2 separate regions of the Homo sapiens genome follow, and region 2 is linked to region 1. A link is a loop called in an ENCODE intact Hi-C map of the cell type or tissue named here. Cell type or tissue: Calu3. All regions are shown on one strand. Links, peaks and the distances in the headings refer to the core of each region. The heading gives the core; the rest is flanking DNA. Region 1 has its middle 300 kb from the start of MAGEB16. Region 2 has its middle 350 kb from the start of MAGEB16.

Region 1 (5,382 bases), core at 187-5,186:
CCATGGCCATTTAAAATGCAATCATAACCACATTTGTGGATACTTAATAGTCAATTTACAGTAATAATTGAAAGCACAAAGAACAAGTTTTTGCTTAATTACTATGTGACAGACTGTATTTTGTACTTTCGTGTATATGTGATACTGTAGTGCTTTTGACCAGTATGCTGCATTAAAATACAAATAAAACTTTATTTCAGATGTTACTTGTTATATAGGGTCTGCAACTGCTAAGTGTCATTTGGCCAAAAAATAAATATAGAGTGACTGGATGAAACCTCCCTGAGGACAAACATTAAAAGATTGCCATTCTCAAAGATTTAAATATGGGACACCTACATCCTACAAAGTGATGTAAAATATTATGGTATTGAGTGGTATGAGGGTAATGTATGCAGCTGCAATAAAGAGAAAAATTTAGATATATTTACCCTCTTACACTGTATCTGATAGTACCATCAAGCAATATCACATGTTTTACGGTACAACCTGAGGCTACTACTTTTTAAGATTCTACAAAATAATCTCTGTCTCTCTCTCTCTTTCTGTCATTATACCGTAGTATTCTTGGGGAGAACAGAGTTGCTTAAAGGCATCTTAACTTCTAACCTTTTGGGATATTTCTTTTACTCAACAGACTATATCTCATAACATAATAGCTAGAAATAATCTAGTCTAAAATATTTACTATAGCAGCATCAAAGAAGTAATCCAATTCAAATACAGAAAGAGACAAAAGAAAAATTATTTACTTTAAAAGTGTATTTTTTTTTTCAATAAAAAGGGGGGAACCTCAGATTTACCTCAATGTTTCCTTTGGTGCAAATACCATATTGAAGACTAATATTATTTCAGCCATGGCATAAAAATGTTTTAACCACAAGTGTTAGACTTCATAACTTCACATTCAAATTGGATTTCATTTTGTAGTTCACATTTTTATGAATTTGGAGGGAAATTAAGTTAAAATATGTAATAATTGAACGTCAATTATATGTTCGACTTCATGCATGAGAATTGAGAGGAAGGGAGAGGATGTATCTTATTTAGCTTTTTGTTTATAATATCTAGCACAGTTCCTTGTACATAGTAGTAATCAATATATTTTTGCTGAAAGATAAATGAAAGAATGAAAGAACATTGTATTAGTCATCTATTATTGTGTAACGAATGATCTAAAAACTTAATGTCTGAAATGTTTATTATCTCATTTTCTGTGGATGAGGAATACTGGCTTATCTGAGTCCTCTGGTTCAGGGTCTCTCACAAGCTTGAAATCAAGTTGTTGGTATAGGATGAGGGTCTCCTCTGAAGGCTCAGCTGGGAAAGGATCCACTTGCAAATTTATATGGTTGTCAGAAAAATGCAGTTTCTTAGGGCCTGTTGAGCTGAGGGCCTGGATTCCTAACTGGCTTTAGCTGGAACCACTATCACTTCTTTGCCACGTGAGCCTCTATGACTTGGCAGCTTGATTTATAAAAGTGTGAGATTTGGGAAGGCAATAAAGAGAGTTTACTAGCGAGACAGAAAGTCACAATCTTTTGTAACTTAACTACAGAAGTGACATCCCTTCACCATAGCCATATTATATTGTTAAAAGCATGCCAGTAGATCCAGTCCACATTGAGGGAAAGGATTTAAACAGGCTGTGAATACTGCAATTTCTCCTTATTGCAGTAAGGTCCTCTGAACGGGCTATACCATGGTTGAGCCACTGTGACCCCTGTGACCCACACATACAGGCCTCCTGGAGTCACAAAGCCTGGAGCAACAGGAGAACCACTAAAGAAGAAACAGCTAGTTCCTGCCTTAACCGATTAACCGACGTTGCAACATTCCACCATTGTGATACGTTCCTGCCCTACCCTAACTAATCAATCAACCTTGTGATATCGTGCCTTGTGACCTCCCCCCACCTTGTGACTATGCACCTTGTGACATTCTTCTCCTGCCCGAAAAAACTGCCCCTAACTGTAACTTTCTACTACCTACCCCAAACCTATAAAACCAGTTCCACTCCCACCACACTCTGCTGACTCCTTTCTTGGACTCAGCCCACTTGCACCCAAGTGAATAAGCAGCTTTGTTGCTCACACTAAGCCTGCTCAGGTGGTCTCTTCACACGGATGTGCTTAACAAATACCAGTAGTTAGAAATCACTGGGGACCAATGATTTGTTATGGTCCCCAATAACAAATATATATTAAACACAGAAGAAAATTCTTACCATGCAGAAATCCTTCCAATTCAAAATGAGTCAAAAAATTTAAAATAGAAATGAACAAATATTTACTATAAAGTACAAATTATGTGATAAGTGAGGAATAAGCTCTGTTTTTTTTTAGACGAAGTTTCGCTCCTGTTGCCCAAGCTGGAGTGCGATGGCGTGATCTCGGCTCACTGCAACCTCTGCCTCCCAGGTTCAAGTGATTCTCCTGCCTCAGCTTCCCGAGTAGCTGGGATTATAGGCGTGTGCCACCATGCCCAGCTAATTTTTTGTATTTTTAGTAGAAAAGTGGTTTCACCATGTTAGCCAGGCTAGTCTCAAATTCCTGACCTCAGGTGATCTGCCCGCCCCAGCCCCGCAAAGTGCTGGGATTACAGGCGTGAGTCACTGTGCCCAGCCCTGATTTTTTTTATCCTGCCCAAATTCCTACCTAAGGGGTCAGGGGAGTCACGTCCTATAAACCATAATTTCTCATCAGATGGGTTTCATTTAACCCTGTATATCGTGACTTATTTTCCAATCTGACTCTGGCATAACAAGGAAGAAAAAATATTTTGCCACAAAGCATGTTTCTCTGCCATATCTTGAAATGGCCCTGCAAATCTATCCCTTGTGGGAAAAATCCACATTCTATAGAAATTCTCTTTTCCTTTTGTTTTCCTTTTTTCCTTTCCAGATCCAGGAGATAATCAACTAAGAGCCAGGCACTCTTTTAGGTCCAATAAGAAACATTTTACAACCTGCTCTCCCTGAAGTCTGCCATCTGAGAGCTTCCTCTCCGCAACAAAACTTGGTCTCCACAATCTTTTATCTTAACTTGAACATTTACTTTCTATTGATCTCAGGTCTTCAGATAAACTCAACCAATTGTCAACCAGAAAATGTTTAAATTTCCAAATTTCCTTATAGCCTGGAAGGTCCCTGCTTTCAGTCTTTCTGAACCAAACCAATACATTTCTTTTTTTTTTTTTTTTTTTTTTTTTTTCAGACGGAGTCTCGCTCTGTTGCCCAGGCTGGAGTGCAGTGGCACCATCTTGGCTCACTGCAAGCTCCGCCTCCCGGGTTCACGCCATTCTCCTGCCTCAGCCTCCCGAGAAGCTGGGACTACAGGCGCCCACCACCACGCCCGGCTAATTTTTTTTGTATTTTTAGTAAAGACAGGGTTTCACCGTGTTAGCCAAGATGGTCTTGATCTCCTGACCTCGTGATCCGCCCGCCTTGGCCTCCCAAAGTGCTGGGATTACAGGCGTGAGCCACCGCGCCCGGCCAGAGCAAGTTTTATTGTGCGACAGAGCAGTTTCCAGGGGAGAGGGGAACTGAGGGGGCGGCCCCCTACCTGAAGCTAGGTAGCTCCCCCATCAAGTGTGGCTGAGTCCAGCGCTTTTATAGACCCAGAATTGGGGTGGTGTGGGCCACAAGTAGCACTGGAAAAGGCAACATTCAATTGTTTAACTTGAATTTAAACACTTATTCAGAAAGAACCAATCAGGAAAGAGCAGGCAAATAGGAATAGAAATTTTCACTCCAGGTCACAGGCTTCACCTGGTACCAGCAACCCAGTTTTCAGGCATCAGGCTGTTTTTGGTTTGAAGGTGAGGTTTCACTGGGGACCCGATCCTGTCTGCCTAAGATTTGTCTGTCACCTGCCTCTATCACAAAGATGTGTTCTGGGTTTTCCTAAGATAATGGTGGTTAGCTAAATCTTAGTTTACAAGATTTCTGCAAACCCTATGAAAAGTCATACAGATCAACAAAGATAACAAATATAACCACAAATAACCCACACGTTCATCATAACAAGAAGGCAGAGGATACTACGTATTTTATATTACCTGGAAGTGAGAGGTGACAGCGTGCTGGCAAGTCCTCGCAGTCCTCGCTCGCTCTGGGCGCCTCCTCTGCCTGGGCGCCCACTCCGGCGGCACTTGAGGAGCCCTTCAGCCCGCCGCTGCACTGTGGGAGTCCCTTCCTGGGCTGGCCGAGGCCGGAGCCGGCTCCCTCAGCTTGCTGGGAGGTGAGGAGGGAGAGGCGCGGGCGGGAACTGGGGCTGCGCCCGGCGCTTGCGAGCCAGCGGGAGTTCCCGGTGGGGCGTGGGCTCGGAGGGCCCCGCACTGGGAGCTGCCGGCCAGCCCCGCCGATCCCGGGCAGTGAGGGGCTTAGCACCTGGGCCAGCAGCTGCTGTGCTCGATTTCTCGCCAGGCCTTAGCTGCCTCCCCGCCGGGCAGGGATCAGGACCTGCAGCCCGCCATGCCTGAGCCTTACCGCCCCGCCCCGCCCCCCCCCCCCCCCCCGCGCTCCCCCCGCTCCCCCGGCTCCCCCCGCTCCTGCATGGCACGAGCCTCCCCGAGGAGCGCCGCCCCCTGCTCCATGGCGCCCGGTCCCATCCACTGCCCAAGGACAGAGGAGTGAGGGCGCACCGCGCGGGACTGGTAGGCAGCTCTACCTGCGGCCCGGTGCAGGACCCACTGGGTGAAGCCAGCTGGGCTCCTGAGTCTGGTGGGGACTTGGAGACCCTTTGTGTATAGCTAAGGGATTGTGAATACACCAATCAGCACTCTGTATCTAGCTCAAGGTTTGTAAACACACCAATCAGCACCCTGTGTCTAGCTCAGGGTTTGTGAATGCACCAATCAGCACTCTGTATCTAGTTAATCTGGTGGGGACTGGGAGAATCTTTATGTCTAGCTAAAGGATTGTGAATGCACCAATTGGCACTCTGTATCTAGCTTAAGGTTTGTAAATGAACCAATCAGCACTCTGTGTCTAGCTCAGGGTTTGTAAATACACCAAGTGACACTCTGTATCTAGCTAATCTAGTGCGGACATAGAGAACTTTTGTGTCTAGCTCAGGGATTGTAAATGCACCAATCAGCATCCTGTCAAAACGGACCAAACAGCTCTCTGTAAAACAGACCAATCGGCTCTCTGTAAAATGGACCAATCAGCAGGATGTGGGTGGGGCCAAATAAGAGAATAAAAGCAGGCTGCCTGAGCTAGCACTGGCAACATGCTTTGGTCCCGTTCCACAGTGTGGAAGCTTTGTTCTTTCACTCTTTGCAATAAATCTTGCTGTTGCTTGCTCTTTGGGTCCACACTGCCTTTATGAGCTGTAACACTCACCGTGAAGGTCTGCAGCTTTACTCCTGAAGCCAGCG
Region 2 (5,382 bases), core at 138-5,137, 54 kb before region 1:
AAATGTCCTTTCTTTTTGGGACACGCATGACAATTGAAACTCCACAATGAAAACAGAACACTCCAAAAAGGGTTAGTGGCCCCTCTGTTCTGAGTTCTTTAAGGGGTTCAAGTCATTAGAAACCTTCTCTCTATATGTTTTTGGTACTGAAAATGGTAAAAGGGGAAGGAGAAATAGGGTGGAAGAAAAGTAAACAAAAGAACTATTTTTTTTTTAAAGAAAGGAAACAAACACAGAAATCAAGTGCATTTTTGTTAGTTTTTTACAGCTGCAAGGAATTTTAGCCAATTCAGGGACCTTGTTCCCCATAATTTGGAATTCTCATTCAGATTTGACCAAGTCACGCAGGGTTGGTCAAATCCAATGGGAGAAAGGCCAGACCAACAACAACAAAAATCCCGACAATATGATTACTGAGCACTCTAATGGTTAGGAGAAATTAAGACCAACTGGTTGTCCATTTTAACTTTTAGTCATGAAGGAGAATTTCCAAGACCAAAAAAAAACCAATTTAGCTACTTACCTAGGCATGGGCCCCAACTAAAGACCGTTCTCTACTATCTTTGAAGCAGGAAAGAAAAAAAACTCAAACTCCCCTCCCTGTTGGAAATTAGCTGAAACTCCAGAGAGGAGTTCTCTATTCTCTATCATCATGGAAGCAGGAAAACTTGCCTTCCTGTTGGAAGCAAATAAAAACTCCAGAAAATGAATTGTACAGCAAAATAAACTGTAGATCTTGACCAAATTTGGGGAGATGATGGATTCTCTGGAAGTGGTGGGGGGAGCTCCCAGACCTCTGCAAATTGTCCTATTGGTTTGAGACTTAAAGATAGCTCAAGCTGGTACCAAACAACAATAGGAGATTTGTCAAAAGTCAGTGGAAGCTCCACTCAGACTTCCTTAATGGTTATCCATTTGTAAACCAAAAGTGTCTGAGACATGTCTCAATCAATTTAGAAAGTTTATTTTGCCCAGGTTAAAGATGTGCCCCTGATAGCCTCAGAATGTCTGATGACATGTGCCCAAGGTGGTCAAGGTACAGCTTACTTTTATACCTTTTAGGGAGACATAATACATCAATCAATACCTAAAAGATGTACATTGGTTCAATCTGGAAAGGTGGGCCAATTTGAAGTGGGGACTTCCAGGTTATAGGTCGATTTCTCTGATTGACAATTGGTTGAGTTATTATCTAAAGACCTGGAATCAGTAGAAAGGAATGTCTGGGTTATGATGATAAAGGGGTTGTGAAGACCAAAGTTTTATCACACAAAAGAAGCCTCCAGGTAGCAGCCTTCAGAGATAATAGATTGTAAATGCTTTAAAATCAGACTTAAAGGCTGTGTTGTTGTTAATACTGACTGGCTTTTCCTGAATTCCAAAAGGCAGGAAGGTCTGATGTCCCCTTCACATAATGACCTGAACTAGTGAACTAGTTATTTTGTTTTTGTTTTTGAGACAGGGTCTCACTGTGTCACTCAGGCTGGTTAGTGCAGTGGTGCAATCTTGTCTAACTGCAACCTTTAGGCTCAAGTGATTCTCCCACTTCAGCCTCCTGAGTTGGGACTACAGGCATTCACCACCCCTTCCTGCTAACTTTTGTATTTTTTGTAGAGACAGGGTTTCACCATGTTGCCCAGGCTGGTCTCAAACTCCTGAGCTCAAGCAGACTGCATGACATGGCCTCCCAAAGCACTGGGATTACAGGTGTGAGCCATTGTACCCAGCCCATGAACTAGTTTTTCAGGTTAACTTTGGAATGCTCTTGGCTGAGAGGAGGGGTCCATTCAGGTGGTTGGAGTGCTTAGAATTTTGTTTTTGGCTTATATTTTTAAAATAAGCATGGTTGGGATACTCAATGACATAAGGACTATGCTTATTCTAAAAATTATAAAAATATTACACAAAAATAGCAATAAAATATTAAAGAAGTTACAGGTTGAATATATAATATAAAATAGTTTGAATATGATAAAGAATCAAATCAAATTGAAATATGGGAAGCAAAAATATCATTAAAATAAAAAATCAATGGGTAGGGTAAACTATAAATGCAGCAGGACGAGCCACAGACAAAACCTCTCAGACACCGAGTTGTAGAAGGAAGGGCTTTATTCAGCTGGGAGCATTGGCAAGCTACTGCCTTAAAATCCAAGCTCCCCGAATGCACAATTTCTGTCCCCTTTAAGGGCTCACAACACTAAAGATTTCACAGAAAGGGTCATGATTGATTTGAGCAAGCAGGGGGTACGTGACAGGGGCTGCATGCACCAGTGGTCAGAGTGAAACAGAACAGGGCAGGGAGTTTCACAATGTTCTTCTATACAATGTCTGGAATCTATGAATAACATCGGTTTCTAAGTTATGAGTTGATTTTTAACTACTGGGGTTAGGCCAGGCAGGCCCAGGCCTGGTTTTGGGCCTGGCGCCAGGCTGCCTGTCTTTGGTTTTACTTCCTTGTTTTTTTCTTAAAACAGGTACTGAGTATAAAACAATATGAGAGGGTCTCTCTCTTCCCTCAGAAACAGAACACCACTGAACACATATATTACTGACTTTGAAGATAGCATTCAACACTTCATCTGCTAAGCAGAAAAGAAAAAAATAGGCAAAATACAAGCAGTTAAGATACCCATAAGGTCTATTCAGACCTTTTAACTTAAACTTCAATAACTATTATCTAGAAATATTTGTTTTAGAATATAAAGAATGCAGGCAATGGCAGGGAAGGAAGATTTGATAAGATATTAGCTGAGAATTTTCTAACATTGAAGAAAGACATATTAAAATTAACACTGCACTTTGAGTACCAACCAGGGTAATAATAATAATAATAATAAAATGATAGCATAATAGATCCATAGCTAGATATATAATACAAAAATTTCAGGAAAACGACAATTTAAAAAAGTCTTAAAGGTTACAAGAAAGAAAATTCTGTTTATCTAAACATGAATGACAATTTCACAAATAGTATATATCTCATTATCAACAAGAAAGGCCAGGGAAAATGGGATAATAGCTTCAAAGTGGCAAGAAGAGAATTCCACACCAGTGAAATTTAATTTAAAAAGTAAGGGAATATAGGATGCTTTTAGAAATAAAAAGACTAAATGAACTTGTTGCAAACCTTTACAACATTGACTTCATTTGTAAGAAAGATTCTAAATGAATGCCATTTTTTCCTTCCTGTGAGTGAATTTCAATAAGGAGTTTACAAGAAGGTTTGCTAGTACTCAAAACTTTCCTTGGGCTCCTCAAAATTTTTTTCCTTCCCAGGGGTAATTACCCCAAGTTGTCCAGTCTGTTCTCAGGACCTATGCCTTGGTGTGGTTGGTTCAGTGGGGAAAGGATCCCTGACTGAGTTACCCCCACCTCAGGTGCAGAATTTAGACATTTCTCTCACTAACCAGATTCTTTTCTGTTTACATTCATGCCTCTTTTTCTGTCTGTTTGTTGTCTTTAAATTTTCATTTTTCAGAATTGTTTCTATGCCTCCCTTCTCTTACTCAATATTTTGTCTTAACATGTGAACCTTGGAATCACCTGGAGCACTTGTTAAAATGTATCTTACTACATCTAGCCAAACATATATTAAATTAGCATGAGGAAGAATGAAACTTATAAATCTGCTTTTTTAGCAATCAATGAAGATAATTCTAATTTATACTAGAGTTTGAGAGGTGCTACTTTTATAAACTTTTAGCATTCTCATGTATAGCTCTGCTTTTGACTAATAACAATTCATTGAGTCATAAAATTTATATCAAAATCAAACCTTTGTTTTCAGTTCCATATGAATATATTCACATGCTAATTGGTCATTTCAATATAAATGTCCGATTGACCTAAAGTTAGTGCATCCAAATTTGAATCCATTTCCTTAGCCCTTTATTTATTGTTGTTGCTGAGCAAAATCTGAGTCACTTTAAAGTTTTCTCTTTCCACATACATTTGTTTCCACATTTTCTGTCATTCCCAAGGCCATCTATCCTGAGCTAGAGCCATTGCTTACTAGCCTCTACACATGTCCTGTTCTGTCACATTTTTGTACTTTTGCACACTGTGTTATTATAAGAAAAAAAAAAAACATACTTTGTTTCTGCCCCTGGTTCCTGACATGCAACTCCTAAAACCATTGGAATCTCTTAAGTGATAAGAGTGCTTTTGGTATGCTAATGAGATGACAGGTGGCTGGGGCCCCCTAAGTAGCTTTAGGATGTGGGCTTGTCACCAGAAAGACCAGGGCATGATTAAAGGGTTGAGACTTTCAACCCCATCCCCCAAACTCCAGGGAGGGAAGAGGGGCTGAAGGTTGATCACCAATGGCCAATGATGTAATCAGCCAGGCATACATAATGAAGCTTCTATAAAAACACAAAAAGACAGCATTCAAAAAACTTCCAGGTTACTGACGGCATGGAGATTCTTGGAGGGTAGTGTACCTGGAGACAGCATGGAAGTGCCATGCCCCTTCCCACTAAACTCTATACATTGCCCTCTGTATCTTTTCCTTCTGTCTGTTCATTTATTTCCTTTGTAATATCCTTTATAACAAACTGGTAAATACATGTTTCCCTGAGTTCTGTGAGTCTAGCAAATCAATAGGATCTGAGGAGGCTGTTATGAGAACGCCAACATACAGCCAATCAGTCAGAAGCACAAGTCACAACCTGGGGCTATCGATTAGCATCTAAAGTTGGGGGGTGCCATCTTGTGGGAGTGAGCCAATAACCTGTGGGACTGACTCTAAGCCCAAGTAGATAGTGTCTTAATTGAGTTAAATTAGAGGACAACCAGTTTTGTCTGCTGAGAATTGCTAGGTATGTGGGGAAAAATCACCACCAGAGAAATCTGGTGTCAGAAGCGTTGTGTAGTGTGATGTGTGAGAGTAGGAAAAGCACTTTGTTGTTGTTTTTTCCTGTTTCTTAGTACGCATGATCCTCCTCCCAGTCTCAGATGTCTTAGGCTTCTTCTATACTTGAATATTCCAATTCCGTTAATTTCCTGGTAAAATATAACCTCCTCCTTGAGGCCTTTTCTTTCTCCTCAGCCAGGTCCCCACCCCTATATTTCCATACCAAAACCAGTTACAACACTTTCCATGGTCTTAAAACTACTTGTTTACATCTTTCTTCCCTATCAGTCAGGGAGCCCTTGTAGGAAAGATCTAGCAATCAGGGTTCATTTGTCTTTGTATCTCAAAGTTGAGTATAGAACATAGTTCAGAGCTCAGCACCTGTTTAAATAAGGGCATAAACGCATGAGTGAATTGACAGACACTTGACCAAGGTTCAGAAAATCTGCAACCAAATTCCAAATCAGCGTATGTAATTTTTACGATGCAATAATTTTCTGTACTTGAATTATTTTCCAACACCT

The links. Peaks named below come from ENCODE experiments on the same cell type or tissue, not always from the same donor. Only the 100,000 strongest peaks of a DNase experiment are listed, where the experiment ranks them.
Region 2: a loop joins it to region 1, with 8 times the contacts of the local background. A loop is called at or near these places in 3 of 110 quality-filtered maps.

Annotation. Positions count from the first base shown.
Region 1 is chrX:35,495,027-35,500,408 of GRCh38, forward strand. No RefSeq gene overlaps it. Among named protein-coding and RNA genes, the nearest start is that of MAGEB16, 300 kb to the right of the region's middle. In Calu3, for the core only: no CTCF peak of the experiment used is centred there; DNase peaks (open chromatin) are centred at 1,965 and 2,595.
Region 2 is chrX:35,440,901-35,446,282 of GRCh38, forward strand. No RefSeq gene overlaps it. Among named protein-coding and RNA genes, the nearest start is that of MAGEB16, 350 kb to the right of the region's middle. RefSeq lists an enhancer at 2,338-2,537. In Calu3, for the core only: no CTCF peak of the experiment used is centred there; a DNase peak (open chromatin) is centred at 2,431.